2 separate regions of the Mus musculus genome follow, and region 1 is linked to region 2. Evidence: chromatin loops called from intact Hi-C (ENCODE). Cell type or tissue: gastrocnemius. All regions are shown on one strand. Links, peaks and the distances in the headings refer to the core of each region. The heading gives the core; the rest is flanking DNA.

What was found. Peaks named below come from ENCODE experiments on the same cell type or tissue, not always from the same donor. Only the 100,000 strongest peaks of a DNase experiment are listed, where the experiment ranks them.
Region 1: it touches region 2 in a loop (7-fold over the local background); 34 of 42 quality-filtered maps call a loop at or near these places.

Annotation. Positions count from the first base shown.
Region 1 is chr4:11,315,962-11,332,411 of GRCm38, forward strand. It overlaps Dpy19l4 (dpy-19-like 4 (C. elegans)), which reads right to left and starts at 6,176. Exons shown (of 19, transcript NM_001081201.2): 1 at 6,039-6,176; 2 at 1,112-1,219. The coding sequence starts at 6,054. Esrp1 (epithelial splicing regulatory protein 1) reads right to left here. Exons shown (of 16, transcript NM_194055.3): 16 at 15,972-16,450. In gastrocnemius, for the core only: a CTCF peak has its summit at 6,298 (motif pointing right); DNase peaks (open chromatin) are centred at 3,037 and 6,234; H3K4me3 peaks cover 2,160 bases; H3K27ac peaks cover 1,926 bases.
Region 2 is chr4:11,444,884-11,461,333 of GRCm38, forward strand. No RefSeq gene overlaps it. Among named protein-coding and RNA genes, the nearest start is that of Virma, 33 kb to the right of the region's middle. In gastrocnemius, for the core only: a CTCF peak has its summit at 9,134 (motif pointing left); DNase peaks (open chromatin) are centred at 9,136 and 10,412; H3K4me3 peaks cover 674 bases.

The DNA.
Region 1 (16,450 bases), core at 2,798-10,797, 130 kb before region 2:
TTTCACTCATTGACAAAACTATAAATGCCAGAATTTGAGGTCAAACAGATGAAGAGTGTCTGTATGACTCCATTAGAGAGGAGTTTTGCAAGTGTGCATCCAATAACTTACACACCTTTGCTCTGAGCTGACTCGAAGCTGCTCTTTAAGGCAATCACACCTTCACACACAATTGTTTTCTAAGATCTTGAGTCCTTGAAGGAAACCACTGTTGTTGAGGACTGTGACATGTTGCAGATAACTTGTATTTTCAGTTCATAGGTCTTAGGATCAGAATGAGCCCTAGCTGGCCCTGATGTAGAAAAGATTTAAAACTGATGCTGTGACAAAACAAGATGGGATGTCTCCCTTAGTGCAGGGGAGAGTATGTGCTATCTGAGAGTTCCGCAATGCAGGGGAGGGGATGTGTTGTCTGAGAGAGAGGAGCAGATAGTTATGAGGGGAAGAATAACTCACTGATAGTACAAGCTGCACTCAAAGCCCCCCAGGGCTTGACCCCCAATGTGATAAAATAAATCAATGAATAAAAACAGAAGATTATGTATTTCTACATAACCATGACTTCTAAGAGTTTCCTGTAGTAACGGTGTCCTTCTGTAAGCCACTGTCTGGACTGACTAGCACTTGCCTGGACCAAGAACAGTGGGTCAGTCCAGCAGAACCTCCAAGAGGCCTTCCTTCTCTTCTCCTCTGTGCCAAGAAAAATGTGTCCCAAACAGGGGCTATTCCTTCCTGACACAGGAAGCCAAGCGAGCCAAGCCATGATCGAAACATATAACAGATCAGAAATAAATATCTGTCATATCATGGCCACAACATGGGCCATAATTAAGGTACAAATATTTATTGTAAAGTGATACAGCTTAGGGGTTGTTCTATCACAAAAACCAACTGTGTTAACCATAAATTTAATCTCAAAATATCTTTATGTAAGATGGGGGCATGCCCAGTGGTAGAGAGCTTGTCTAGCTCATATGCACAAGGCCTAGATTTAGTTCCCACTCAACACCTCAAAACACAAAAGGCAAAAGACATGATTTTTGAAAGTGTGCACATCTGAATGATGAAAACATATTTTTGCAGCTACTGCACCCAGGTCCATCTGACTTACATTTTGGAGCTCTTTCAGGAGCTGGGGTTCTGCGGATCTTCTCTGCTTTGGCTTCCTGACTTCCTGAAGTTCTTTGCTTTTTCCTTTGGCGGGGTTCTACAGATGTTCCTTAAAACAGTGAAGGCATTATTGCAATGTGTTCATCAATGTTCGGATCTCAGGTGAATCAACTTTTGTTAGGTTACCTACTTGACCAGATCCCAGTAGAGAGCCCCAAGTCCTGTCTCTAATGAGCTTCCCTGGTTGAAAAAACCATAAAGGGCACAACTCTGATACAGACGGAATCGAGTCTAACATCTATGACAGAGAGCAAAGCCTGGAGATCATGTGACTAAAGCAGTCACACTGAGACCCATTAGTGCGAGGAGTACCTGCAGTGTCATAGCATCTGTGCCTCTTCCTCAAAACTGTCTTCAGTATACGGCTGGAAACAACAAACATGCATTCCCTACCACTACACAGCAACTCGTGATTTCAGAATCCAGCTGATGAAAGTTTACAGTCTTCTCCTGCACTGATGCTATTTTAAAATGTCTTTTCCCAGAAGTTTTGACGTGATTACTGTCCTTACTATGATAGTTACCTGAGATTATGAAAGCCATCATTTGCAGACGAACAATTTTTGTTCAAAATACAATGGATTCATCATAAAATTATGGCTTTTTTTTTTTCCTTTTTAAAGGCAGGTTCTTGACTAGCCTCAAACACATGATCCTCCTGCCTCAGCCTTCTAAATGCTGGGATTACAGGCATGCAACATCATTTTTCTTTCCAGAATTTGGGACTAAACAAAGGGTCCTGAACATACTAGGATGCTTGAGTGCTGAGCCTAGCCTCTCCTTCTTCACAGTGTGCTCCCGGAAGCTCTACAGGCTCCCGCAGCTGTGGGGTCATCGTGGACTCTGACACACGGAGGTGCTAGTTTTCAATCCTATAACATCATGGGAAGCGCTTGGAAAAAATGCTGTAATACCAAACTGCTTATCTTTTCTGTCTCTACTTTTTTTTTTTTTTTTTTTTTTTTTTTGGTTTTTCGAGACAGGGTTTTTCTGTATAGCCCTGGCTGTCCTGGAACTCACTTTGTAGACCAGGCTGGTCTCAAACCCAGAAATCTGCCTGCCTCTGCCTCCCGAGTGCTGGGATTAAAGGCGTGCACCACCACGCCCGGCTCTGTCTCTACTTTTTAAAAACTGTAATACAGAAGTTACTTCGAAACTAGTAAGTTAAATTCCAAATGAGAAAATAAGAGACTCCAACTTAAACAGAAATTTGAGATAGAGAACATAACTCCCCCCCCCCCCCAAATTACCTCATGAGATGAATAACTACTCTGGAAGATCAGAGTGCCCTGTCAAGTTAGTAATGTGACCCAGGCTTTGATTTCTCTTCCTTTTTGTAGTTCGGTAGTTATGCTATAAAATGTGAGACCAAAGGAAAGAATCAGCAGCAAAGAGAATAGCTACTCTGGTCACACAGACAGCTCCTTAGCATTACCCTGAAAACTGAATAAAACAAAGATGTTCTGAAACTGTTTCCAAGCCAGCGCATGCTTACTAAAATGACTTTAAATAGCAGCATGGAAAAAAGAAGTGACTTAGTAGACTGGTGTGGTGTCTAACGCCCACCACTTTTACAGCCGTGTCCAGTGTGCTCCTCGCCCCTCATCCTGGGAACTTCTCTCTGCATCCCAGACCACAGGCCCAATTGGTGAGAACAACTCCCATGCATAAGGCTCAGGGAACGTTGCAGAAGAGAGGTGGAAAAATTGTTAAGAGGCAGAGGATAAGGAGTTTGCTGTGAGCCTCTGTCTCCTAGGAATGGCAGAAGCTACAGCCATGAAGTCTCACCAACGTGACTGCCTGAACATGACCCAAACAAGAGCAATAATGGACATGCCAACATAGACAAGGAAGCAGATGGTGGTGGCAGACGCCGTTAATCCCACAGCTCTGGAGGGAGGCAAAGGCAAGAGGCAGATTTCTGAGTTTGAAGCCAGCCTGGTCTACAGAGTGAGTTCCAGGACAGCCAGGGAAGACAGAGAAACCCTGTGTCACAAACAAAACAAACAAACAAACAAACAAACAAAAAACAGCCAGAAAAACTAAAGACATCTAAGGAACACTGAGAGTTGGAGAAATAGTCTACCCCAGGGGAAGAGCGTACACCATGGGTTATCCAATAACAAATGCTCAACCCTGAAAACACACATACAAGTCCCACTATACCTACTGAACAGTATATATTTAGGACTATATGTATGTATATTCCTATACATATGTGCATACAGCAACAGCTAATGAAAAGGAGGCCATGAACTTGAAAGAGAACAAGAAGGGGTGTACGTCAGGTTTAGAGGGAGAACAGGGAAGGGGGGAGTAACGTAATTGTAACTACCATCTTAAATATAATATATATATATTTTTTTTTTAAGAAAAAGAAAAAAATCATTCATTTTTAATGTCAAGTTTAGTTGCATTAAATTTTAGCAGCAATAACAGTACAACCTGAGCTGGGTCTGGTGACTTACTGCTATGATCTCAGCACTCAGGCAGGCAGGTCTCTGTGAGCTCAAGGCCTCCAAAGCCAGTTCCAGGCTAGCCAGAGCTACATAGTAAGACCGGACAAAGACCGCATGTATTTTAGCCAATTTATCTACTTTGTCATTTTTGCCTGGCCCTAAAAACCAGAAGCTAATTGAGTGCAAACTTCTCACCTCATCTCTATCATTGTTCATCGAACTTCACAACTGAAAGACAAAAGTAATGTTATGGTGATGATATAGTTAGGCAACAGAGCTTATTAAGTCCTGGGTGGTACATGCCTTTAATTCCAGCAGAGGACAGCCTGGTCTACAGGTTCACTTCCAGGACAGCCAGGGCTGCACAGAGAAACCCTGTCTCAAAAAACCAAAGGAAATGAAAGCGAGCGAGAGAAAGAGAGAGAGAGAAGAGAAGGAAAAAGCCAAACTAAATGATGACTACATATCCACAAGAATAACCTTGCTACTTCAATCTCTAGTCCCATCATAGGCACATGAGCCAACAGAGCTACAAACAGGCTTCCAGATGTCCATGTAGACTAGAAAGGGTCCAAGAGAAATGTTAACACTGTTCTCCTCAAAGCCTGTGTCTGTTTCAGGAAGCATCAATGCAAGCACCATTGCACACACAGTACAGGAGAGGCGTCTGGAAGAACATTTACTTCCAGGGACAGCTGGACAACAAAGAGGCTCCTGAAGGACCTGAGAATAAGCCAAAAGCTATAAACTGTACCTGACCTGAATTCAAACAAGAATATAGAGACTGGCCTAATTTTAACATAATAAATACACGATATGTAAACAGAAGGGATTCGGGGAAATTCCTGACACGGGACGTGTTTGCTGTAAATATTATCATCACAAACATCATTACAATAAATATTTATACTTTGTTGACTATTATATCCCAGCACCCAAAAGAATAGAGACTTAGCCAAGGAATTAAATATTTGTTGAAAGGACCCATTATTTTAATAAAACTGCCACCCAGTAATTGTCCTGAATAAAACACATGTTTTTAGATTACCTGTAATTCTATAACCAAAAATCATTTAACAGTTTATAGTCAACTACTTTTACAAAATGATATAGCCTTTTAAAAAGGTCCACATCATAGTTATTAAGTATAATAATTCCATCTTAAATGCAATTTCTGCATATTTACAATATCAAGTTTTAGTGGCACTGTGCGATTTTTCTCCTGTGTTAAGTATTAATGTGCTCACAAAGACAAACTGGTTTATCAACCTACCCACACAGATTTGTAACTAATCACAAAAATAAAGTTTAAAAAAAATCTTTGTCAAATGATAACACATTGCAAACACAGATATAGCTATAGCTAAAGAAAAAAGAGGAATTACATTCTTCCTTACCAGCAACCTGTTTTGAGGCTGGTTTTAGGTAGTATCTTAAATGTGCATGAAATTTAACACGAAGAGCTGCAGGAAGAGGAGGAATGGCTGAATCATGACCTCAGGGACAGGACATCTAGTCCCAGTCAGCATGTACTTCTAATAGTCTTTTGAAAAATGGCTTTCCATTGAATTCTTCAAACTCCCTTCTTGTCTCCTTGGTTCAACGGCTTAAATCTAAACCAGATAACTAACGGTCGCATTCACAACTCCACTCAGTAAGATAAAAACTGCTTTCCAGCAGAATGAAACATGTAACTGTTCATCCGAGCGAATGAAGTCCAAGAGCTCAATCGTGCATACACATCCCATGAAGTTACTATGCCACCAATACTTTTTTACACTATGTATCGTACACTGCTAAGTTTTTTGCCGCTTCCTATCTTTTGCTCACTGTCCAAATCCTCTATGGATAAATATTGCTGGCTAAACAATAAATTCCCTTGGCACTGACCCTGAGGAGCGTGCAGAGCTCTCTCCAGTCCATTAGTTTTAACCCTAAAACTGACCTCCTCCTCCCCTAAAACCACTTACATGCCCCTGCCCTTTGGCATTTGTTATCCATTAGAGCACAAGTGAACTCCGTCAGGTTCTGCGCGTCCATCCCAGATCCCAGCCTCAGTTTCCCGCGAGGGGTGCGATCCCTCCCATTCTGCACCCAAAGCTTCCAGCCTGGACCAGAACCCACCCAAGCTCGTCCTGCTTTCCACTGCGGAGCAACTCCGGACCCGCAGCCCCGCCACCCAACAACAGCTTCCTTTCCGAGACTCCTGACTTTAAGTTCCACTTCTGCGTCCTATTTCGGGAGACGAAACTTTGGGCCATTTTCTCGGCTCGCGCCCGGTTCCACTGCAAACTCGGGGGCGCGCGCCCCCGCCCGCCCTGCTCCCCGCGGCCCGCAGCCAGCAGTCAGGCCCGGCCCCTCTCCCGAGCCCGCCGCGGCAGTTGGCGCGCTACACGCCGGAGCCTTCACCTTCTTCCTTTGCCATCGTCTCCGCGGAGACCCGAGTGGCCCTACGGCTCCCGAGCAGCCCGGAGTCTCCCAAACCTCCGAGTATCCAAACCCCGCGGCCGCCCCGGCCAGCTCCCGGCTGCCGCGCCCCCACTTCCTGACCCGCCCCCCTCTGGTGTCTCCGCCAACTGGGTCCCTCCAAGGCGCTCCGGGAACCAGAGTGCAGGGAGCGGGGCCCGGCCGGAGCGTTTCGCTAGAGCGCCTCAGCCATGCCCACGATGGCCACGGGATGGCAATGCTCCTGGGAGGAGCGAGTCCCCGCCGCCGCCCTCGCTCCTTGCTGAGCCTCACAGGAAAGCAGGAGCCAGAGCAAGCTTTTCGTGACGCTGGGATCCGTCTCAGAAAGTCATAGACTGTAGGCCAGATCCAGTCCCTATGTCCGGCCGATTTTTCAAACAGAAAACGGAGTTTCAACTGCAGAGCAACGAGTCCTGGACTTGTTACGATGATTTCAAAGCCAGGCAAGACGTTCTAGGCAGGTCCTTTGGATTAGTAGATGTTTGTTTGTTTGCTTGTTTGTTTTTGAGACTGGATCTCTCTATATGGCCAAGGCTGCTCTCAACTTGCCTCAGGTTCCCTACTGCTGCAATGGCAAGAGTGATACACAGTTTGGTTTAGTAGACACTTGGCGGCTACAAAAAAGTTTGTACCAGGTTATTCCCTATTGTAATCCCAGACCGTGACAAGTAGAGGAAGGAGGTTCATTATCAAGGCCAACCTCAGCTACATAAGCAAATTAAGTTATTATCATATAAAAAAGGAAACACAAGAGAGAGCAACGTGTCAATCACGAAAACTGCCTTGAACAAAATGTTTGCTCATGTCAATATTCTGGAAGAAAGCACAATAGTACTTTATAGTCTGCTATGAGGAATGTATAGAGATTATTTCATAACAATAGAATGCAGTTTAATTTTGTTGTGCAGTGCATGACTCATACTGAGAACACTGTGGCACGCCTTCAGTTGGCCCAAAAGCATGAGTGAACAGCCACTTCAAAAAAAGGATAGCTGTCTGTCTGTCTTTCTTTCTCTTTCTTTCTTTCTTTCTTTCTTTCTTTCTTTTTCTTTCTTCCTTCCTTCTTTCCTTCCTTCCTTCTTTCCTTCCTTCCTTCTTTCCTTCCTTTCTTATGTAGGCCTCCTATAGTAATTCACAGAAACTCCTAATTTTTTTTCCTATAATGCCTGGTTTCTGGATCTGTTCTGATTCTGTGGGATCCTGATCTAGTGATATTGGGGGTCCAATCCTACATTCAGGAGGGACGGGGGGGGGGGGGTTAGAGCACTTGTTTCTGGTTAATTGGGAGTTCAGCCAGAGCCACCAGTTCTTTTTCTGCCTTGCCTTGGACTCAGAGTATACCCTGGTGATACTGGAGGCTGAGAAAATTAGAGGCCCAGCGCTTGAGCTCCCATTGGCAGGGTTTCAACACTTAGGTTGCACAACACAGCCAAGGAACCACAAGGATGTTCCACAACACTAGGTTCATGTCTAGGGTTTGGAGAGGCCCAGCACAGGATGTCTAGCTGAGACAGGATATCTAGTTGAGACAGGATGTCTAGCTGAGACTAGAAGCTGTGACAGAACCCAGAAAGGCCCAGCCTAACTGAAATGGGAAAACTAGACATTTAGGAGACCTCTGGTGGGTTTGGAAGAATCAGCCTCTTTGGCTTAAAAGCCGTCTCACAGTAATGACAAATTAGGTTCATTCCTCTTTATGATTAAACTTGTTTTTCAAGGATCAGGCTATGCTCCACATAAAACCTGTGACCTTAACTACAAATGGTTTTGTACTGCCTGTTCCAGGAATGATAATTATGTCTTTGTTTCAATTTTTTTTTTAACCATCTTGCAACCCTACTTCCGTTTCATAAGGGTTGTCATGGCTACCTTGTTATAACTACCAGTTTTATGCTCACCTTGCAACCATGTCTTTGTTTCAGGATGCCCTTAGGAAAAGCTTGCTATGATGTTCTGCTCCTGTAACCCCACCTATTTTGCTTGCTAAATCCCCCATTTGAAAAACCCCTACTTCTGAACTATAAAAAGCTTTGTCTTCCTCATATTCAATGCTAAACTCTTGAGCCACATCTTGGTAAGAGGTCTGTGTACATGAATTTAAAAATCTTCCTTTAACTATTTGCTTGCAAGGGCTGGAGAGATGGCTCAGCAGTTAAGAGCACTGGCTGCTCTTCCAGAGGACCCGTGTTCAACTCCCAGCAACCACATGGCAGCTTACAACTGTCTGTAACCCTAGTTCCAGGGATCCAACTCCTCTCCCAGACAAACATGAAGTCAAATTAACAATGCACATAAAAAAGAAATAATTATTTGCTTGCCTTAATTAATTTGGCCATGATGAATTGAGTCTGTGGTCCTTCTCTTTCCATCTTTGAGATTAACACGTGCTCAAAGGTCTTGGGCAAAGTTGTTAATACCAGGAACCATCAACTGTGACCAGGTTTTAAAACTGGCAGGACACACTGTGCTGTGCTGAAGACTGTTGCTTGACTCAACAGCTAGTTTTGTCTCAGTTGTCACTAGTTCTGACATGTTTCCTTTATTTTTGAGGCAAAGACTCATTCATATACTCATGTGCCGTTACACCCAGTTTTCTGAACTTTTCTTTTAAAATATGACAGAAGTGAAGTTGAAGGAGTACCTCAGAAGATTCTGGCTTCCACAGACACCAAGCACGAAGGCAAAAACCTATATTCATTAAAAGTAAAATAAAAAATAAGAAATTAAGCATATGTTTTATTAAAATATTTTAAAAACATTTTTAGATTTCTTTTATGTATATAAATGTTTTGCATGCATGTGTGTCCCTGGTGCCTGAGGCAGACACAAGAGAGTATTAGATCCCCTGGAAGCAGCTATGGACAACTGCAAGCCAACACAGGAATACTGAGAACCACTCCTGCACGTTCTGCACCAGCACAAAGTGCTCAAAACAACTGCACCATCGCTCAGGTCCATGGGAAAGGATATTTTGAGATGGATATACTAAAAACCTTGAAACTTATTAAAATACAGATTTTTGTCACTCAAAACTCTTCTAGAAAGATATTTTTAGCTGGTTATGTAAAACAAAATTCAAAAATATTGGTACTAAAATATAAACACCAAGCAGTCTAGCATCAAAACTTTCTTAGGTGGTACAGGCATAGCAGTACCTGCCTGTACTTACAGCACCTAGGAGGTAGAGGTAAGACGATAAGGACCTCAAGACCAATCCCAGCTACATTGTGTGGTCAAGGTTTCTCTGGGCTACAATGGGACCCTGTCTCTAAATAAATATTTTACAAAGGGAAAAAAGGACAAATAGATGGCTCAGGGAGTTAACGAACTTGCTGCTAAAGCTGACTAAGGTAACGCTATCTTGTCCTAACTCTGTCTTATATCTCGCCCTTCTACTCCACAATAGCCCGACTTCCTTGGCAACATGCTGGAACTGTTCATGACCCTGACTGTGGTCCATATGTACTAACAAAAATAATGGATGTAAAATATACATCTAAAATAATAAAAAGGGAGTGTAAGCAAAAATAATTGTCATGTTGTCTGGAAACACTGTGAAGCTCTGCAAGAAAGCAGACATTACTGGGCCACCCCAAGACCCTCACTGACGTACCTGCACAAGCACATGTAATTATGGTTTTGGTCTTTAAAAATACTGTACCCCATGCTGGGCAGTGGTGGCACATATCTTAAATCCCAGCACTTGAGAGGCAGAGGCAAACGAATCTTTGAGCTCAAGGCCAGCCTGGTCTACAGAGTCAGCTCTATTACAGCCAGGGCTATGCAGAGAAACTCTGTCTTGAAAGACCAAAACTAAAAATGAAGTAAATAAAAATAAAACAAAAATAAATTAATGGAAACACTGTACCCCTGAGCTTGGGAACCAAGAGACTCTTAGGCGTGAGCCACTCTTGGTTGCTGGCTAATAAAGGGACTCATATACTTTTAATTGGCTTAGTTAGCATAATTGCCAATAATAATCTTATGAGTGGGGCTGGAGAGATGGCTCAGAGCACTGACTGCTCTTCCAGAGGTCCTGAGTTCAAATCCCAGCAACCATATGGTGGCTCACAACCATTTGTAATAAGATCGGATGCCCTCTTTTGGTATGTCTGAAGACAGCTACAGTGTAGCTTGCATATATAATAAATAATTAAATCTTAAAAAAATAATCTCAGGATCATTTCACTGTCTCATATACACATGCTGTGATCAAGATATAAAGTGAATAAATAAATAATATAAAGAAAGCAACAATAAGTCTCAAATATTTTACATTGGTATGGATTATTGCATATTGATAGAAATTTACGGTAGTATTTGCTATAACATACTGTATATATGTTTCAACTCTTGTTTAAAGCATTGTGCATATGCAACTCATTTAAAAACGATGTAAAGTTTGAGTCTCTAAAGACACTCATGTAAACTGCTTAGGATAGTTAAGAAATGCTAGTTAGTAGTCAGTCACCTGTAACTAATCACAGGTGTGGACTTGCTAGGGATTAGTGTAGTTAATTACAGCATAAGCTTTATTTAGCCTTCTCTATAGGTTTTCAATTAAAGCAGAGAGTAAATAGCTCGAAACAAGCAATGCTTGCCTATTCAGAGCTACTTTAGATAACTGGGTGGTCCTCAAACACTTCAGAGATCTGCAGATATGGCGTTTAAGATGTTTTAGTAACAAAAGGCTCTTTTGACAGACACATCAGCTCCTGGTAGCATCCCCAATCTACTTCAAAGATGATGATGAGCAAAGAAGGACCGCTACATGGAGTTCGCTTCAGTTGTGGCAAACATGGCCACTGGGCAAAAAACCTGCCCCTTACCTCAATGGCTGACAGCAGGCTCTCCAAACTGTGGAAAAGCAGGACACTGGGAAGTTGATTGATCCACTTTGCTGAGACAAGGTAGGCCAGTCCTTCAAAATTTCTGCTTCATGAAAAGTCTGTCAGATACTCTGACCCTACTGGCCAAAGATTGGCTGCCCTACGGATACCGGGGAATCCTAGGTGAGTGAGCACCTGAGCCAGCAGTCTGTCATAGAGATTTGGAAGCTGCTTGCTCTGCACTGCCTGTTTACTCAGGTAACATTTATCCTTCTTGGGTCTCTGATGGAGTTGAAGACTAGATAGTTATAGCCTTACTGTTTTCCCTATTAAAGATTAAAGACATCAACGCTTAATTTGTTTAGGGTTTAAGAAAATGTTGCCGGGAGCCAGGTGTGGTGGCACACGCCTTTAATCCCAGCACTCGGGAGGCAGAGGCAGGCGGATTTCTGAGTTCAAGGCCAACCTGGTCTACAGAGTGAGTTCCAGGACAGCCAGGGACCCTGTCTCGAAAAAAACAAACAAGAAAAAAAACCCCAGTTGCTACACAGAGAAACCCTGTCTCGAAAAACCAAAAACCAAATCAAAACAAAACAAAAAACCCAGTTATATGATTATGTTTTAATCCCAGGTGTGGGATAGGTGGCTGCTTCAGATTGTCCACAGCATCTACAATTTGTCTCCTGCTCTAGGAAGGGCATGACTTTTGCCAGCTACAAACAGCTTATACTTGGAATTCTGGGAACTCTTGAGAGGGTATGAATATGAGATCCCTAAGTTGGCACATGGCAGTTGCTGCTGGTTCCTGCTGTTGCATTTGCTGTTTTACTGCATTGCTGTTTGCTGCAGCATTGCTGGTTCGCAGAATCACTGGTTGAAGATATTCTGATGATGAACATTGGACTTGCTGCTAGGAAGTCAACCCTTCTAATCAGCAGAAAGTAGTCTAAAGAGACCCAAAGCCCTTCTTCCTTTCCTTTCTACCCTCTAACCTTCTTTGAAAAGACTGGTGGCACTGGGTTTTATAAGGATCTGAGAAAATCATGAGGAGCCCTTTCACGCCCTCCGCATCATCTCCTGCCTCCAGGCTGATGAGCACTGATGTGGAAGAGAAAGCCAAATTAGCCCTTTCCACCCCAGCTTGCATTTTGATGATGTTTATCACAGTAGGAGAAACCTTAAGGTTCAAGCTGGATGGGGTCCCAGCCATGAGAGGAGGAAGTGAACAGAAGCTCTCATCCTTGACCAGGAACTCGCCTTCCACTTGACACCCACTTGCAAAGGAAAATTCCTTTTCTCAACGCAGTCCCCCTTGGTACTCAAGCCCTGCTGAAGGGCACGCCTCTGACCAGCAGTGGATGGCCAAAGCAAAACAAGCTCAAGCGTACTTCTGGAGCCCTTCCTTCCTTCCTTCCTTCCTTCCTTCCTTCCTTCCTTCTTCCTCCACTTCTTCCTCCCTCTTTTGTCTTTATTTTTGTCTTGTTTTTTGGTCTCATGTCACCGTTTGGGCTTTTTTTTTTTTCTTCTTATACAGTATGGTTCCCAGTTTTGTATTCTTACGGGTTTTGTTCTTGTGTTTCTCGTGCCTTTTCCTTCTTGTCTGTCTGTTTTCTAAAAGGAGTGGAAGAAGATCTGTGGAGTGGAAGGTGGGAAAGATATGGGAGGATACAAGGGGAAACCATGATCAGCATATATTATAGAAAAATATTTTAATTGAAAAAACACAAGATTTCATAACAAAAAGTTTTAGCCAGGCACACGCCTGTAACTCCAGCTTCCCGAAGAGGCTCAAATGGGGAAAGTGCAAAGTTGGCAGATTTAGTGAAACCCTGTCTCACAATAAAAAGGGCTGGAATTGTAGAAAATGGTAACACATTTTCCAGTACTGCCCAGTCACTCAATCTGTGGACTAGACTGGCCTGAGACTCAAGAGATCCACCTGCCTTTGACTTTCACATGCTGAGATTAAAAGTGTATTGCCCAGTTTAGTCAGATTTCCTTAAATTCTGTTACAATCCTGGATACATACTTACTGACTAGTTCCTGAAAGGCCAGTTGCATTGTGTGTCCAGTAGATGTCAGAAGAAACCAAAGCATTAGGTAAATCTCATGCCCAACTGCAAATACAGGTGTGTAGTTGGCTGAGTGTGAAAAGTGACTCTGAATACATTAAGTGCTTCAATATAAAAATCAGAACTGTACTGATATATGATAAGGCAATACTCAAATAAATTTTAATTACTTAGAAACTTTTTTTTTTTTTTTTTTTTTTTTGGTTTTTTGAGACAGGGTTTCTCTGTATAGCCCTGGCTGTCCTGGAATTCACTTTGTAGACCACGCTGGCCTCGAACTCAGAAATCTGCCTGCCTCTGCCTCCTGAGTGCTAGGATTAAAGGCGTGTGCCACCACACGCCTTTTTTTTTTTTTTTTAAACATTTCTTTTCTTCTCTTTCTTTCTTTCTTTTTTTTTCTTAGTAATAGGTATTTATTAGGTTAGTTCTTTGATAACATGAGGAAAGAGCATTGAAAATAAGATAAGGTCACCTAACAGAATTTTTTAAAAATATTTTTTATTATGTATTTTCCTCAATTACATTTCCAATGCTATCCCAAAAGTCCCCCATTCCCTCCCCCCCATTCCCCTACCCACCCACTCCCACTTTTTGGCCCTGGCATTCCCCTGTACTGGGTCATATAAAGTTTGCATGTCCAATGGGCCTCTCTTTGCAGTGATGGCCGACTAGGCCATCTTTTGATACATATGCAGCTAGAGTCAAGAGCTCCGGGATACTGGTTAGTTCATAATGTTGTTGCACCTATAGGGTTGCAGAACCCTTTAGCTCCTTGGATACGTTCTCTAGCTCCTCTTCTTTCTTTCTTTTTTTTTTTTTTTAAAAGATTTATTTATTTATTATATGTAAGTACACTGGAGCTGTCTGAAGACACTCCAGAAGAGGGCGCCAGATCTTGTCACGGATGGTTGTGAGCCACTGTGTGGTTGCTGGGATTTGAACTCAGGACCTTCAGAAGAGCAGTCAGTGCTTTTAACCACTGAACCATCTCTCCAACCCCCCAGAAACATTTATTATCATCATCATTATTATTATATTGTATTGGAGACCAAACCCAGGGCAATGGGCAAAAGAACTCTACCCTTGGTATATAATCTCAGGTAAATAATCTCAGTCCAAGATTACAAACCTATCAAAACCTTACAGAACTGAGGTCTCACTCTCTGGAAGCATGAGCTCCGCCCCCTCCCCAATTAAATGCTTTCTTTTGTTAAGTTGACTCAGCCATAGTGTTTTGTCCCAGCAACAGAAAAGTAACTAAGACATCCATTCAACTTGCATTTACTCTGTACAAGTACTGCATAGTTAACAAATAACAGAGCAACAAGAACTGCACTGCCACGCCTGCTTTGGCAGCTTGCACCGCAAGTGCTAGCTACGCAGGGCCACTTGGCAAGTGCTAGCTACGCAGGGCCACTTGAGTCCAGGCCTGGGGTTCATTCTCAGCTGCTCCTGGGTTTTGTTTTGTTTTAATGTATATCTACACGTACACCTGCACACCAGAAGGGGGCATCAGATTTTATTATGGGATGGTTGTGAGCCACCCTGTGGTTGCTGGGAATTGAACTCAAGACATGGGAAGGGCGGCAGGTGCTCTTAACTGCTGAGCCATCTCTCCAGCCCTCCTTTTCATTTTTTACTCCATCACCCTTAATCAATTGTGTTTCTCCCAAACACTTCAATGGGTTTTTAAGTCTTATTTTGTGGTTGTGTTTTATGTATGCATTATGCATGCACTGGAGGACAACTAACACAAGTCTGCTTGCTCTTTCCACTGTGTACATAGGAGGGCGGGACTCAGGTCCTCCAGAGTATAGCATGCACCCCTACCTGCCAAGCCCTGCTGGCCCTCTATACCATGAACTTTCTATACCATGAACGTGACAGCTGTCCCAAGTCTGACTCCACCAGAACTCTGGCTTTGTCTAGGACATGTTGATTCTGCCAAAGGCAAAGGACACCCTGATGTCTCTCAAAAACAGCAATGCAAGGAGCAGAGCCTCAGCTTCTTGTTTTTTTTGAGACAGGGTTTCTCTGTATAGCCCTAGCTGTCCTGGAGCTCACTGTGTAGACCAGGCTGGCCTCAAACTCAGAAATCCGCCTGCCTCTGCCTCCCAAGTGCTGGGATTAAAGGTGTGCGCCACCACGCCCGGCTGAGCCTCAGCTTCTTAAGAGAACCATCGCTGCTGTACGTGATGGAGAAAGACCCAAAGCTCAAGGGTCAGAGACCTCCCTTTGGAAAATGATGCTGGTAATCTAAGAGTTTTTCTGGGACGTTGTTACAAGTCAGCAATATTTAACGTGGTCCTGAGAATGAACAGAACTTGAATGTGAACATTAAGGGACTCAGCAAACAAACAAGGAGGGTGTAGATTCGGGAAGCATTAAGGTTGCAGCTCTTACTAGTTTTGTATGGCATAACTGGGTTTTTATAAGATAGTTGGTTTCTCTGTGTAGCCCTGGCTATCTGGGAGCTCTGTAGAGCTGGCTGGCCTCAAACACAAAAGATCTGCCTGCCTCAGCCTCCCAAGTGCTGGGAGTACACCACTACTTCCAGGTCATACTGGCTTTTTTCCTGTTTTTGTGATAGCTCACTTTATACCTCAGAATGACCAACTTAGAAGCCTCTTGCCACATCCTTCTACCAGGATAGCAGTGTCAGCTCACTGTCCGATACAGAGAACCGGCAAGAAAATGCAAATGCTGGAGCCGGGCTGGCTCAGGCAGTAAAGCGCACACTGTATAACCACGAGTAGTAGTTCAGACTCTTCAGTGTGGTGGCGCCCATTGCAATCTTGTGTCACAGCTGTCCAAACTGCCAAACCTCAGGAAAGCCTCATTCACTGAAAGCTTGTGTGACTTTGTATGGTAAACTAGGGCAAAGGTCCTCTGACCTACGAAACAGGCAGACTTTCCTTTCCCACTTCTTGCCCCCATCACCACATGCCTCCTCAACAAGAAGAAGAGTGCGAACATTGAGATTAAGCAGGCAAGTTTTATTATTAATGTAACAACTCTACAAAAAATGCAGTAGTACCATAGTAAGCATCTCTGGCATCTCAGTTCTTCAGAGCTTCGAGCAGGAGTGGCTTAAGGCATCAAGTAGGAACTTTTCTCTTGGTTATTTCAAGTGCCAGATTTCACCAATTTTCACATCAAATCATTTTCTTCTTCTTTCCCACTGCAGTCGAAGGGCTACTGTTGGTCAAGTGAGAGGGCAATGCTCGACTCCACAGTCAAGGTGATGATGCAAACTAAAAATAGCCACAACCTAGGCATTGCATCCAAGCAAAGGACGAGAGTAACAAAGAAACATGTGCTTTGGATCAAATCACTTTCCCGCCGAGTTCCATCAGGCAGCTGTACCAGCTAGTGCCAAATACTGCACTCTGGTCCAAAGCACAGCTATACAAGCGGTGCTAAACACTGAGCGCTGCAGCCGCTCTAACTTATC
Region 2 (16,450 bases), core at 5,042-13,041:
TCTCAACACACAGAGACTGGATACAGCTAGCTTTCTTAAGACTGGCCACTATCTTAATTTTTATAGGCATGCCAAAGAAAACGATGTCCCTCCGGGCGTGGTGGCGCTCGCCTTTAATCCCAGCACTTGGGAGGTATAGGCAGGTGGATTTCTGAGTTCAAGGCCCTCCTGGTCTACAGAGTGAGTTCCAGGATAGCCAGGGATACACAGAGAAACCCTGTCTCGAAAAACAAAAAACAAACAAACAATAACCAAAAACCAAACAAACAAGCAAACAAAAGAAAACGATGTCCCCAGACAGCAGGAAGCGATTTTAAGGTGATGCACCCCCATTCCCAAGAAGTGGGGCGGGTGCTTTTTGGTCATTCGATGGATGATGGATGTTTGTCATTATTTAAGGGGTGCAATTACAAGTTGTTATGGTCTTGGACAGGCAGGAAACAAAATAAGGAAAGTTAGATCCAGGGGTTTCTTTTCTTCTTGCTTTTTCTTTCCTTTATTCCTTCTCTCTTATCTGGTGTTAAGGAGAAAAGGGGGAGGGGGGAGAAGGGATGAAAAGAAAGAGGGAGCTAGAGCAATGATAGGATAAAGGATAGAATGAATCTACTATTAGACCAAAGAACATCAACAAGACAAGTATTTTTATCTTGGTATGGACTTTGTATATTGATACAGATTTAGGATCATATTTTGCTTTACAGAGAGAAAGTATGGAAATTCTTTATAATTCTTGCTTCACAGAATAGTTGTCAGATATTCTGGACTAGAAGGCAAAAGATGATGCTCCAACAACACAGAGAAACCTGTGGGGGGTGCCGGGGGGGGGGGGCAGCGCTGTTCAAGTTGACGGCTTTCTCTGTCATTCCTATAGTTTTGGGAGCTGCTTGTCTGCACTTCCTGCAAACTGAGATATTTATTCTCAGGTCTCTGATGGGATTGAAGATTAGATAGTTATAACCTCACAATTAAGCTTAAGTTGTTTAGAATTTTAGGAAACGTTTTTAAGTCTAGGAAGATGCTTTAGGCTGGCAATGCAAGTTATGATAGAAATTGACTTAGGTTCAGAACTCTAAACTCACCAAGATATGATAGGTAGTAGAATACCTGCTCCAAGGTTGCCAAATACGTATGGACTGGACATTATGAATATAAATATTACCTGATAGTTTTCATAATAGTTATTACTGTATATAGTTTAATCTTTAAAGAGAAAGTATCTTTTATTGGACTAAGGTGGAAATGTAGGGAGAACTTCTTGAGTATTGTATGGAAGCATCACCTGTCAATAAGAAGCTGATTGGCCAATGAGCTGAGGCAAGAAACAGAGGTGGGAGTTGCAAGTAGGGAAAGAGGAACTCTGGGATAGAGTCAGGTGTGGGAAGAGATTTGCCCTGAACTCTCAGGAGACAGATACTTGAAGCTGAGGAGAGGTAGTCAGCCATGTGGCACTCATAGAATAGAACAAATGGGTTAAGTAAGTTACAAGCTAGTTAGGGTACAAGTTCAAGGTTATGTAGGCATTTATTCATATATAATTAAGTCTGAGAGTTGATGTTTCAGGAACTGGGGCACAGGTGGAAAGCTCATGGTTACATACATGGACCTTGAGCACATGGAACTACAGTCTTGATTTCATGGGCCTGGAGCTAATGGGCACCAACAGCCTGGTGTGTGTGGCTCCTGCTATGGGTCTGGCATTGGGTGCTGGCACTGAGTGAATGGACTGATGTTGACAGTCATCGAGACTTTGGAGGAAGCCTCATAGGCTCCTGAAAATACCAGTGTCAGTGCAAAACACCCCAAGATCAATTCTTAGAACAAAAGAGGCTTATTTCCCCTGGAGGGATAAAGGGAAAGGAATAAGAGATAAAGACAGGAGACAGAGGACAAGAGAGAAGGGAAAAGGAACAGGAGAGGAGGAAGGGATATGTACCCCACAGGGACAAAGGAGACAGATATGGCCCATAGGCGAATAGCAGTTTATAAAGGGAAACGGGGAGACTCTGTGTTAGGATGGGGTATTTAATTTTGATTGGACCGGTTAATTAGATCAGCCGCATTTGCCATGCAAAAGCCTGCTAGAACCCCTTCAGTTCTTTTGGTGGAGATGTAGGCCATGCACTTGTAGTAGCCAGGTATTTGTGAGAAATCTCCCATGTGATTTTACATGGAAAACGCTAAAGGACAGATTCAACAGGTGTGGCCATGGGCTGTATGCCAAGATCAAGATGGAGGGTTCAAAGTCCCTGGGGTGGTGCGGTTAAGTTTGAGTTCCTAGAGGTGGCTGAAGAGCCTGGCACTGATGAATGGCATGAAGCTGAACAGCTGAGAGATTGATGTTTGAATCAATAAAAATAGTTTGAACAGTTGCCTTTTGAAAATATCAATACCAAAACTTTGGATTTTTATTCTTCTCCTCCTCCTCCTCCTTCTTTCTTCTCCTTTTCCTCCTCATCCTTTCTTTTCCTTCTTCCTTCCCCCCCCTTTCCTTTTTTGAGACAGAGTTTCTCTGTGTAGCCCTAGCTGTTAGATGGCTTCAAACTCAGAGATTGCTGGCCTCTGCCTCCCCAGTTCTAAGATTAAAGGCGTGTGCCACCACCATACAGCTTCTTTTTCCCTTTTAACAGGTTTTTAAATTTTTTTGTTTTTATGGTATGTGTTTCACCTGCATGCATTTCTGCATACCAGGTGTGTACAGAGCCCTGGAGAACAGAAGTAGAGTTACAGATGGTAGCTAGCTGGATTCTTTGCAGGAGCAGCAAGTGTTCTTACTCAGAAACGTTTCACTTTCCCCTGGTCATTACATGACAAAACTTTCCCTGGGAGAAAACACATGTGTCTACTCATCCCAAAAAGGATGTCCATGACAGAACAAAGTACCAATGCCACCAAAGTTGGACATGGTGAGCCAATGAGCTTTATTCGGGTTACTTACAGGGGTATGGGTGAATGGCCACTTACAGGAGCAGAAATGACTCAAAGACATCTGCATCACCAGTCCCGCTAGGCTGAGAGGCATGCTCAGCCTTTATTGTTTGCTTAGGCAGGAGGGCCTAGGGCATCTGGTCAGTTTCAGGGACTTCCTAAAGCAATTTTGAGTTGTTTCCTTCCCTGGTTAAGGAGGTTTCTGGCAGGATGGACTGTTTCAATCTCAGAGGAAACTGTTGCATAACACCAGCCTCCCTGGCACTGTTCCCTCCTCTCTGCTGGGATCTTGAACCGTAGTGAAACATTGTTACATTCAGAGCCTTTTATTTGTGGGTGGATTGACTGATTGAGTAAGATTGAGCCAACCCCCCCCCCATTTCATTTTATTTTTAGACGTTGAAATAGTGAGATTTCTCTATGGCCTAGGCTTGTCTGTAACAGCTGGGTTTAAATAATCCTCCTGCCTCAGTCTCCTGATTAACTGTAGCCACAGGTATATAGCACTGCACCTGGCTTACATTTTTTTTATTTTGGAACCTTTGATTTAGTGATGTAGCCAGCTGGTATGGAAGCCAGCCTAACATGCATGAACCACAGCTCAGTACAAATGCAATGGTGATACATGCCTGTAATACCAACGCTCAGGTGGCGGCAGGAGGGTCAGATGTTCAGTCACCTTTGTCACACACCCCCACACACTAGAGGTGGGGGGGCCAGGGGAGGAACAAGACCAAAAATCAAAAAAAGAGTTGCCTGGAAAGTATCATGTAGGTGACCAACCTGTAGCCCTGGATTACATGTGCCCCACGACAGCTATGAACACAACCCAACACAAACTGTAAGGTTACTTAAATTTACATCAGGAGAATGTCTGTTTCAGTGACTTAGTTTTATACACTTTGTAAACGACGCAGTTGTAGTGCTTAGGGGGATGCCTGTGTCCCTTTGCCCAGTGTCTCCTAATAGTACCACTTTACAGCACTATGACACATTTATCTAGAGTAAGAAATTCAGGGCTGGAGAGGTGGCTCACTGGTTAAGAGCACTAGCTGTTTTTCCAGAGGTCCTGAGTTCAATTCCCAGCAACCACATGGTGGCTCACAACCATCTATAAGGGGATCTGATGCCCTCTTCTGGCCTGCAGCAGAGCACTCATACATTAAATAAATATTAAAAATTAAAAAAAAAAAGAGCAAGAAATTCAGGGACTGGGGAAATGGCTCAACAAGTGCGAGGACCTGACTTTAACTTCCAGCAGTCATGAGCAGGGACTCTGGCCAACTCAAGTGTGAGAAGCATGGCTCTGGCAGGCCTTGCCATTCTCCCCAAGTCCATCTGCTTTGCTACAAACCTCTAGCCACCAAGGTCTATTCCCTTATTTGGCCACTTCTTCCTTCTGAGGCTGACATAAAGGTCCAGCTATGAAAGTATTGAAGTCCAGCAATCAAAAGCACCCTCTCGTTCACCTAATTAAAATACCCCACTAAAATGACATACCTCATCCTCCCTTGGGGTTTTATAACCTGCCGTTTGTCTGTGGGCCATGTCTGTCTCCTCCCTATTCAGAGGCAGACCTTTGTCCTCCACCCTGGGACAAATACCCCTCCCCTTCTCCCTGTCCTGTTTCTTTGCTTTCCTGTGTTCCTTCTTCCGATGTTTCCTGTCTTTGTCCCTTATCTCTGTCCTCTGTCTCTCTGGGGCGAACACATCTCCTTTGTCCTGAGCACTTGGGCCTGGGGTTCCTGAACCTATGCTTTTCCTTTCACCATGTATAAAAATGTTCATTTGTGTGCTCCTAACTGGAACCTGAAACTCCTCCTCTTTTTCTGTTTTAGGTTCAGTGAACCAGTTTAGGATTTCATAGAACATTTAAGGCAATCTTGTTTTGGGGTTTATTTTGCCACCTAATGTTTTCAGGCTATTGTAGAGAATGCATGAATAAAGAATCTGCATCAAAGAGTTGCATAAAAGAAGTTGTTCGAAGAGGTCTCAGTCTACTGATATAGGCAATACGGGATGAGGGGATGGTTTAGCTGTTAAGAATACCTGCAGACTGATATTGCAGAGGGCTGGCGTTTTGTTCCCAGCACCCATATCAGACGGCTCAAAATAACCTCTAACTCCAACTCCAAGGGGGACCCCATGCCTCTGGTCTCCTCCAATACCTGAATTCATAAGTATATAGACACACTTTTTTGCTTTTATTTTTGCTTTTTTGAGACAGGTGTTTGTTGTTGTTTTGTTTGGGTCTTTTTGTTGTTTTTTTTGAGACAGAGTTTCTCTGTATAGCTTTGGCTGTCCCGGAACCTGCTCTGTACATCAGGATGTTCTTGAACTCACAGAGATCCACCTGTCTCAGAGATCTTAAATGCTGGAATTAAAGATGTGTGTGCTACTACCACTGGGATATATATGGATATGTGTGTATGCATATATATGTACACATATATTAATATACCAATTACATTAATATATAATTTATAATACAATTTATATGTAATTAACACATAATCATTAATACATTAACATGTAATAATTAGTATGTTAATCTAGGCAAGATAAGCAAGCCTCAGTTGTTCAGAGGAAGGAGCACCTCTGGAAGTCATGGAGTCGGAGGAACACACATAAACAAACTTAAAGAAAGGAGCTTAATGTACATGCAGTATATAGAACTCCATAAATATTGGAAGAAATAGTTGAGAAAATATACATAACTGAGTGAGTATTCGAGACTTGAGAATTTAACACTAATCAGTTCTAAGTCACCTCAGATCAGTAGTTACTATTTAACTACTTAATAAGAAGAAATAAGGGCTGGTGAGATGGCTCAGTGGATAAGAGCACCCGACTGCTCTTCTGAAGGTCAGGAGTTCAAATCCCAGCAACCACATGGTGGCTCACAACCATCTGTAACAAGATCTGACGCCCTCTTCTGGAGTGTCTGAAGACAGCTACAGTGTACTTACATATAATAAATAAATAAGTCTTTTAAAAAAAAAAATAAGAAGAAATAAAACCCACCACCTCTGGGCCATTAAGATGACTGAGCAGGTAAAGCCCATTGGCTGAGCCTGAGGACCTAAGCTGTATCCCCAGCATCCGTGTGCAGCATCCGTGTGCTGAGAAGCAGCAGCTGACTCCTGAAAGCTGTCCTCCGACCTCCATGTGCAAGCTGCAGTGCTAGCGTTCTCGCCTGTGTGCTTGATCAATACATGTAATGAGCAAATTATATATATTAAAAACACCAAATTCCTTGTCTCACTCTTCTCTTTGGTCTAATATTCGTTTTGTTTTATTGAGATGGGGTCTTGTTATGAAGCCCAATATGGCTTGGTACACATAACCAGGCTGATTTTAAACTTGCAACAATTCTTTTGTATTATCCATCCACTGTACCACCATACTCGGCTTATTATTTATTTTGAGGCAGGGTTTCCCTATGTAGCTTGGGCTAACTTGAACTTTTTATCCTCCTGCCTCAGTTTCTCAATTGTGGAATTTCTGTCTCATGCTGACATGCTCGACTCCCCCTTTCTTTTCTTTTTCTTTTCCTTTTCTTTTTAAAAAAGATTTCTTTATTTATTATGTGAGTACACTGTTGCTGTTTAGAGACACACCAGAAGAGGGCATCAGATATCATTACAGATGGTTGTGAGCCACCATGTGGTTGCTGGGATTTGAACTCATGACCTTCGCAGTCAATGCTCTTAACCACTAAGCCCATTTCTCCAGTCCCCCCCCTTTCTTTTCTTATGATCCCTCCCCAATGCATTGACTGTAAAATAGGAGAAGGGGAAAATAGGGAAACATTGATAAACATATAATTGTCCTAATTATACAAATGTAAAATAAGATGCACATAATTATTGTCTTAGTTAGGGTTTCTATTGCTGTGATGAAACAACATGAACAAAAAGCAAGGTGGGGAGAAAAGGATTTATTTGTCTTATCCTTTCAGATCATAGTCAATCATTAAAGGAAGTCAGGACAGGAACTCAGGCAGGGCAGGATCCTGGAGGCAGGAGCTAATGCAGAGGCCATGGAGGATGCTGCTTACTGGCCTTGCTCCGCATGTTTTTGCTAAGCTTGCTTTATTATAGAATCCAGGACCACCAACCCAGGGATGGCACCACCCACAATGGACTGGGCCCTCCCCCAGCTGTACACTCCCCCAGCTGTACACTCCCCCAGTACAAACATGAATTATAATTTTGGTATACATACTAAATGCCATCATATGTAGGATATATTGTGGTGTTTGCTTTAGATGTATGTTTAAGGTGTGACTCTGGAATTTTATAATAGGTTTTTAGTTCTAAGAATGATAAAAATGATATTCCTATGTGCTATCAATGGAACAGCCTTCTCTAATGTCTATGTTTCTATCAAATTAAGACAGTAGCAGGTAGACTTGCAAGCCTTTAGTAATGTTTAATGAATGAATGAGTGAGTGAATTAATGAAGCTGAAAGCAGTGCCTTAGGAAAAACAGGGTATTGGTAAATAAAGCATATTATTAAACTAAGAAAGAAAGCCTGTAATGAAATCAATGAAGATGAGCAGTTTGGTCCTGGTGAGCATGGGTCAGCAGAATGGAAGGATGAGAGAGCTTTTGGACAGTCTCGCTTAGAAGGTAACCATATTAAATTCAATTACTTAAAATGGAGCTAATCAATAAACTCCTATTTTTATGCTATGAAATATTTGGTTCTCTGGGCCCAGAAAGGCTATGAACCCCATAAGAAATCCAGAAGACACAATTAAAAATAAAAGCAGACTGGATATTGAACATGTGTCTGTAAACCTAGGACTTGGAAGGAAGAGGCAGAGGCTCATAAATTCAAGGTTACATAGTAAGTTCTAGGCTGGCCTGGAATACCCAGGAGACTTGGGGCTTTGTTTTTATGTTTTGTTTTAAGGAGAGGAGCTATAGGTTTAGCTTGAAGATGGAATGTGCACTTAGTAAGTATTAAAAAAAAAAAGCCCCAGACTCAATGACGAGCACTCTAAATAAAAGTAAATAAAACCAAGGAGTCACTTCAATGACTCTCCTGAGAGCTGAATAACTCTGGGCCCATTCCTTTTAGTAGCCTGCAGAGTCAGTGTGAGACAAGTCGCATTCCCATGGACTTGACTGCTCATAATAAAATAACCTTTGACTCCTCTGTTGTTACATAGTTATTATTATAAATGCTGGGGCAGCTCCTGTTGCCCATCAGTTGTTAGGTGTCTGCACTAGTTGCTAGAACTCCCTCCTGTGAAATTATCCTCCCAGTTCTATATCTGTGAAATGGGTAGGCAGCGCTCCAAATCTGACTTTGTCCTTTTGTGGTTTTAGTGTTGCTTGCAACAAGGCAGAAACAGTGTTAGCTTTTCCGCACCTTGGTGAATGTTCTATTCAGATTGTAAAAGAGGAACATATATCTGCGTGAAAAGTTTAGTTCACTTGGGGTTTTCATTGCAGCATCTACTGGGGTCCTAAAGGCTCTGTTTCATACCCGTTTTGTCATACTGATGAACGCCTGAGAGAATAGACCGGGAAAGCCTGTGGGCATGACACTATCCAAGACAAGTAAAACTGGACTGCCAGGCTGGGAGCACATTTCAGCAAAGTGCTTGTCGTGCTTGTCCCCAGCAACCACATTAAAAAGGCATGGTGACACCAGGAGACAGTAGCGGTAGCACAGGGCCTTAATCCCAGAACTCTAGAGGCAGAGGCAGAGGCAGGCAAATCTCTAACTTCGAGACCAGCTTGGTATAAAGAGTGAGTTCCTGGACAGCCAGAGCTACACAGAGAACCCTTAACTCAGAAAATAACAAGAAAGAAAGAAAGAAAGAAAGAAAGAAAGAAAGAACAAAAGAAAGAAGGGAGGGAGGGAGAGAGGGAGGGAAGAAGGAAGGAAGGAAGGAAGGAAAAAGAAAGAAGGAAGGAAAAAAAACCACAGGCATGGTAGCACATACTTGTAGTTCTTGTGTGGAGGAGGCAGGTAGAACTTCCTGGGAAGGGAGGAGGGTGGGACAGAGGGAGGGGGGACAGAGAGTGATGCAGATACAGACACAGACAGACAGACAGACAGACAGACAGACACAGACAGAGACAGAGACAAAGAGTTTAGATACATATTTAGGCTTCAAAGTCAACTACCTACCTAAAGTAGCTGCTTCACCCCTGCTGATAATAGTCTTAGAGTTTGCTTCCCTCTCCTGGCCAGATCCAGTCAGTACACTGCGGTGATTCCCAGGCTGCTTTCGTGGCTCTAAATCCTTACCATCCTTCTGTCGTTCTCCTTTGAGGAAGGTCTTTATCTGTCAGAGAGCTTCAGTTTAGAGATTTCTTTCCCTTTCCCTTCCCCTTTCCCTTCCCCTTTCCCTTTCCCTTCCCCTTTCCCTTCCCCTTCCCCTTCCCCTTTCCCTTTCCCTTTCTCTTTTTCTCCTTTTCTCCTTCTTTTTCTTTTTCTTTTTCTTTTTCTTTTTCTTTTTCTTTTTCTTTTTCTTTTTCTTTTTCTTTTTCTTTTTCTTTTTCTTTCTGATCAAGCATTCTGTCCTAAACTTTAGGACAACGTTAGCATTTTGGTTTGAATCCCATAAGGACGCAAGTAGAAGACAAGGTTTGAGTGCATGAAACATTGAGACAGTGAGACCCACAGGAACGTGCCAACATCAGCCAGTGAACTGGGAAATAGAAAATGATCGCTGACATCCGTATTTTCAATTTCTTGAGGAACAAGTAAAACACTGTGCTTATTTGTATTTTGTTAAGGAATATCTGTTTAGTCTTGTGATTTTTAAGTTGTAAACTTCATGAGTGCAGGAGTTTGCTTGTTTGAGACAGAGGCTCCCTAAATAGCCTAGGCTGGCATCAAACTCACAATCCTCCTGCCTCAGACTCCCATTGTTGAAAATTACAGTCGTGTGCCCAATAATACCTAGGTAGTATAATAGTTTTAAAATAATATAAATATAAATAATATTAATGTTCTCACTAGGTAACAAAGCAACTTAAGGAAGGAAGGGTTTAATGTAGGCTCACAGTCTACCATGGGTGGGAAGGCACCCAGGCGGGGACGTGGACACATGGTGTTTGATGCTAGGACACCCAGAGGAGAGCTAATGTTCAACTTTCTTTCTTTCTCCCCACCCCCACTCACCCCAGGACACCAGCCGTGGACTGATACTTCCCTCATGTAGAGTAAATCTTTCCAGCTCATTGGACTGAATCTAGAAACCCCACGTTCCCCCAAAGACATGCCCAGCGTTTGATTCCTAGATCCTGTCGACAGTATCAACGCTCATACTAGCGGTCCGGAATGTTAGATACTGGTCACCTAACTCTGGAACCTGATTTCTCATCCTATAGAAAAGCAGTTAGTCAGAAAGCCCTGACTAAACTCAAGTGCCAAATCGCAGCAGTGAGATGATGAGGAGGCAGGAATCCGAGCAAGGGCTTCATTGTTGTTGGCTGTAACTGGTGAAGGGGCGTAGCTTGGGCACTGGCCAATCTGAGGCAAGGAGGAAGCGGCCATAGGTGAATGAATACAGTCTCGTGTGGCAAGTCCTGTGGGGAAGTGAGTGTGCTTTCTTTCTTCCTAGAGCCTGTGACCAGCCCTCAGGGAGATGACATGTGCCGCAACATTCTTTCTGTGACCCTGTGCGGGCAGTGGTGATACACGCTCATGCTTGGTCCGTGCAGGTCCTCTGAGCTTTCCTGCATGTGGCTCCTCTGCCAACCCCTCTCCTCAGTCTATCTATGCAAGACTGGCTTCTGATCCCACGAGTCGCTTATTAAGTGTAACTGTGTTATGTAGTTCCTTCACCACACCGCCGATTCTCCCTCGGGACTCTGTTTGCTTTCTTCCTTGTGGCTTTTAATTTTTAATTGAATTTATTGATTTTCATAATAGCCTGTTTGAGCTTTTGTATCAAAGTACCATAAATTCGATAGGTTATAAGCCATAAAAAATTATTTCTCACCCTTCTGGAGCCTGGGAGTCTGAGAACAGGTTGCAGGCCACGCAGGATGGGGGCTTCGAAATCTGGAATTAGTATTCAATGAACAGGATAGCCAAGAGGAAGGCTGGAAGCTATTTCTTCTGGAGCAACTCCCAACAGATAGATCATGCACAGGAAAGTGAGTGCTAAGAAAATGGCCTTTCCTGCAGCTAGGGAGATGGCTCAGTGATTGAAAGAACTTACTGTTCCATTCCCAGCACGAGCATGACGGCTCACAATTGTCTACAACACTAGCTCTGGGGGATCTGAGATTACTAGGTCCACACATGGAACCTGCACATACACACATGTAGGCATACAGGTAAAATACAAGTAACATTATGCAGAGCAAGTTACATTTAGGAATGTGTATGTATCTACACATACATATATGCAATATATATGTATGTACCCATACATATATGCATATAGCAACAATTAATTAAAAAAAAGAGGCCATGAATTTGAAAGAGAGCAAGGAGGGACATGTGGGAAGGTTTGGAGGGAGGAAAGAGGAAGGCAAAATATTATAATTATACTCCTAAAAATAAAAGAAATAAAAAATAAATATTTTTTTACAAATAAATAGAAGGCTGCCTTACCTTTTGAACTACCACCCTGCTCCATAGCTTCTTTTCCCTTTTTCTTTCTTTTTTCTTTTCTTTTTTTTTTCTTTTTTTTTTCTTTTGAGACAGGTTTTCTCTGTGTAACAGTCCAGGCTGCCCTGGAAACTCTCTCTCTCCCTCTCTCTCCCTCTCTCTCTCTCTCTCTGATTTATTATGTATACAACATTCTGCCTCCATGTATGGCTGCTGATCAGAAGAGGGCACCAGATCTCATTATAGATGGTTATGAGCCACCATGTGGTTGCTGGGAATTGAACTCAAGACCTCTGGAAGACTCAGTGCTCCCAACTGCTGAGCCATCTCTCTAGCCACTTATTTTTTATTATGACTTGTCCAGTCCCCCCAATTAATTGAGGCAGAACCCTAAGGATTTATTTAGCATGCTTTACTGGGCAATTACCCCTATACCATTTTTCTATCCTAGACTGGCTCTTCCTAAATAACTTGCTATTTGAGTCTCGCCTCGGCTGCTCCACCAGTCTGTCCTCAGGATGCACTTCTCCTGGCCCATCAAATAGAAACCTCCTCCTGTCTTTTTTTTTTTTTTTAAAGATTTATTTATAGCTGGGCGTGGTGGTGCACGCCTTAATCCCAGCACTTGGGAGGCAGAGGCAAGCGGATTTCTGAGTTCAAGGCCAGCCTGGTCTACAAAGTGAGTTCCAGGACAGCCAGGGCTATATGGAGAAACCCTGTCTTGAAAAAAACCAATATGTATGTGTGTGTGTGTGTGTGTGTGTGTGTGTGTGTGTATGTTCAGACCCACCAGAAGAGGGCATCAGATCCCATGACAGATGGTTGTGAGCCACCATGTGGTTGCTGGGAACTGAACTCAGGACCTCTGGAAGAACAGTCAGTGACTGCTGAGCCATCCATCTCTCCAGCTCTCTCCTGTCTTCTTTTTCCTTCTCCCCTCTCATTCTCTTTCCCTTCTGGTCCTTACCTTTGACTCCCAGCCCAATAACCAAAATCCCACCTATCTCTATTCTACCCAGTAATTAGCTATAGCAATTTTTATTTAACCAGTAAAAGAAGATTGGCAAGCAAAGTTCATACATCATTTGATGAAAATGAGATCTGCCCCTTGAGACAGCCAGATCTTGGGGGCCAGTATTTAGCATTTGAATACACAGCAGCAGCAGACCAACCCCAACACCTTTGTATGTTACCTGGATTCCCCCCCCCCTTACTCCAGCCCCACTTGCTCTGGCCCCCACCTGAATTTCTTTTAAAATGTAAAATAAACCTTCACATACAAAATGGGTGTGATACTTCTCTTCAGACAATATTGTTTTTATGCTATCCATCTGGATTTGTCAGAGACACTGCATTAAAAATGGCAGATCATGCCTCCAAAGTGTTGCCCTTAATTGGGACCTTGTGGGCTCTCTTCCTGTTCAGACTTTGTCTATTAAATCTCAGAACAAGATTTGTTTTTATACCCTGCGAACCCTCCGGCCATTCTGGACAAGGAAACCTGTACGGGGTGGTACTGATGCTACAGTCCTTTCCCCCAATTGGTTCTTGACCTGTCAGTAAAGAAAGCCATGGGCCAATTGCTGGGTGGAAGGGACAGGCAGGACTTGGATTCCTGGAGGCAGTCAGGGGACACAAGGCAGGAGAAAGCATTCTCCATGTGTTGGAGAGAGGAGAACTGGGCAAACAAATGAGATCTCAAACCGGAGTGGCCACACAGGCTGCTCCTACAGGTGGGTGATCAGAGGAGTTTAGCAACTGATGTTTAGGGCAGGTGAGAGACAGAGATAAGAAATTGGTAAGGGCATATTTTCCAGGAGGGAGATTGTAGCACCCAGCAATTGTGCCAGAAGGCAAATTGAAATTGAAAAACTGGGGGCTGGAGAGATGGCTCAGCAATTAAGAGCACTGACTGCTCTTCCAGAGGTCCTGAGTTCAATTCCCAGCAACCACATGGTGGCTCACAACCATCTGTCATGGGATTCGATGCCCTTCTTCTGGTGTGTCTGAGGACAGCTACAGTGTACTTGTCACATATATAAAATATTAATATTAAATATTAATATTAAAAAAGAAATTGAAAAACTGTGTGTCTGTGTCTTTTATACAAGGATTTAAGGGAGGCTAGGAGGGGGCTGGTAGCACCATTACTTTCTGAAGCTAAAGGTAGATAGAGCATAAAACTACAGTCAGCAAGCTAACTGCATAAAACTACGTGCAACAGAAACCAGTAAGCTAACTATAAATCTTCACCAATATATCTGTGCTCGTTTAAAACCAATCCCCTAGTCTCATCTCTACCTCTGTAGCTGATCAGCTGCTGTGGCCTCTCTTTCTTCCCTGCCCCATCAGTCAATCACACAGATCTTCTCTTCCAAACTTCCAACCCCTAACCCCGGCAGGCACTCCCTGGAACCCACAGGTAGGCTAAATGCAGATCTTCCTTCCTTCTTTACTCCACTCCAAATCCAATCTCCTGTCTCATCCCCAATTCTGTAGCAGACCACCAGTTGCTATCTGTTTTCAGTCTCTGTTCTCAATTCCAGGGAGTCAGGGGACCAAGCAGATCCAGTGGACCCCCTTTGACAAACCCCCAAGCCTATGCCCATTCCAAAGTGTCAGTTCCCAATATCTAGAAACACTGGAAACCTCAAGGGGCAACACTATCAGGATCACAGAAGAATTTCCTGTCAGGCAACGCACAGTCACCACACTCTCTTACGAACCAGAGAGGGCAACATACACTAAGGAACAATATACTCACTCAACAAAGATAATGCCAGATAGTACCATCACTTAGAATTACAATTTTTTCACAAGCACAGATGCCCAGATGCCAACATAAAAACACAATCACAGCCAGGACAATATGTCCCCACTGGGACCCAGCAATCCTACCACCCTGAGTACTGCAACATAGCTAAAATGCAGGACAAGGACCTAAAAGAGTCTCTAAGAATATTCTAGAGGTACTTAAAGAGAAAATAAATAATCCCTTAAGTAAATCTATGAAAACACTAAGAAACAATAGATGGAAATAAATAAAACAGTTCATGACCAGGAGCTAGAGAGTTGGCTCAGTGGTTAAGAGCACTGACTGCTCTTCTAGAGCAGTTCAATTCCCAGCAACACATGTGACTCACAATGATCTGGAATGGGATTTGATGCCCTCATCTGGTGTGTCTGAAGAGAGCAATGATGTACTCATATACATAAATAAATACATCTTTAAAAACAAAACAAAACAAAAAACAGTTCATAACTAGAATGTGGAAATAGCATGGTGGTGCACGCCTTTAATCCCATCACTTGGGAGGCAGAGGCAGGCGTTCTGAGTTTAAGGCCAGCCTGGTCTACAAAGTGAGTTTCAGGACAGCCAGGACTATACAGAGAAACCCTGTCTCGAAAAAGCCAAAAAAACAAAAAAACAAAAAAAATCCCCCCCCCAAAACAAAACAAAACAAAAAAAAAACCAAAACAAAAACAAAAAACCCACATCAAACAACAACAAAAAACTCAACAAGTAAACACCACTCACTGATATCTCTAAATACCAATGGTCTCAGTTACCTCAATAAAACAACACAGACCAAAAAAAAAAAAAAAAAGGCAAAGTAGGATCCAGCCTTTTACTGCATCCAAAAAACAAACTTTAACATTAAGGATACATATTACCTCAGAGTGAAAATGATTAAAAAGACATTTCAAGTAAATGGACCTAGTAAGCATGCTGGTGTAGCCATTTTAATATCTGACAAAATAAACTTCAAATAAAAACTAATCAGAAGATAGAGAAGGACACTACACACTCAAAGGGAAAAATCTACCATGAGGACCCTGCAGTTCTGAACATCTATGCACTAAACACAAGAGCATTGGAGCTCATCAAAGAAACACTACTTCAGCTTAAATCACATATTGACCCTTACACACTGATAGTGGAAGACTTCAGTACCTAACTCTTTCCAACAGACATGTCATTCAGACAAAAACTAACAGAAATGCTGAAGCTAGCTGAAGTTATAAAGCAAATGGACCTAACAGATACTTATAGAACACATCACCCAAACACAAAGGAATATACCTTCTCAACACCCCATAGAACTTTCTCCAACAGTGACTATATACTTACAAAGGAAGTTCTTGGGCAGTGGTAGTGCATACCTTTAATCCCAACACTTGGGAGGCAGAGGCAAGTGAAACTCTGTGAGTTCAAGACCAGTCTGGTCTACATAGTTCCAGGTCACCCAGGGCTACACAGAAAAACTCTGTCTTGAAAACAAACAAACAAACAAACAATAAATAAACAAGTCTCAATAGATTAAAAAAAATGAAGTAATACACCACATCATATCTGACCATCACAGACTAAAGTTGGATATCAACGACAGAAACAATAAGGAGCTAACAAACTCATGGAGACCCACTGTAAATGTGACTTAGTCTCCTGTAGTAATTGTTGTCCCCAAGCCTTAGTAACTCAGTCTGCTAACCTAGGCCTAGTCCTGGATGCTTCTAGCCTCCATACAATCTAATCTAAGCCTCTGAGACTTGCTGCTCACTCCTTCCTAGTTCTTTCTGATCTCTGCCTGGCTGGTTCAACTCAGCTGTTATGGCTTAAACTCCTCAAGATGACTGATTCAATCTGATTTCTCTCTTTTGGCCTCTCCTGAATTGCTCTGCTTGTCCTCAAATTTACTCTGGCAATCTGTTCTAATCTTCTGGCTCCTTTTCATTCTCTGGCTTGTTCTCTCTTTGCAATCTTTCTCTGTACAACTGTCCCAGCAAAACCATCTCCTTCCTCTTACCTTTTTTTCTCTCTCTCTATTCTCTTAAGTAGCTCCCCTTTCCTGTATCTTCTCATGAGAGGTAGGCAGATCCTATTCTGTCAAATCTTTTTCTGATTTGTTACTTTGTCTGCTGCTCAATTAGACA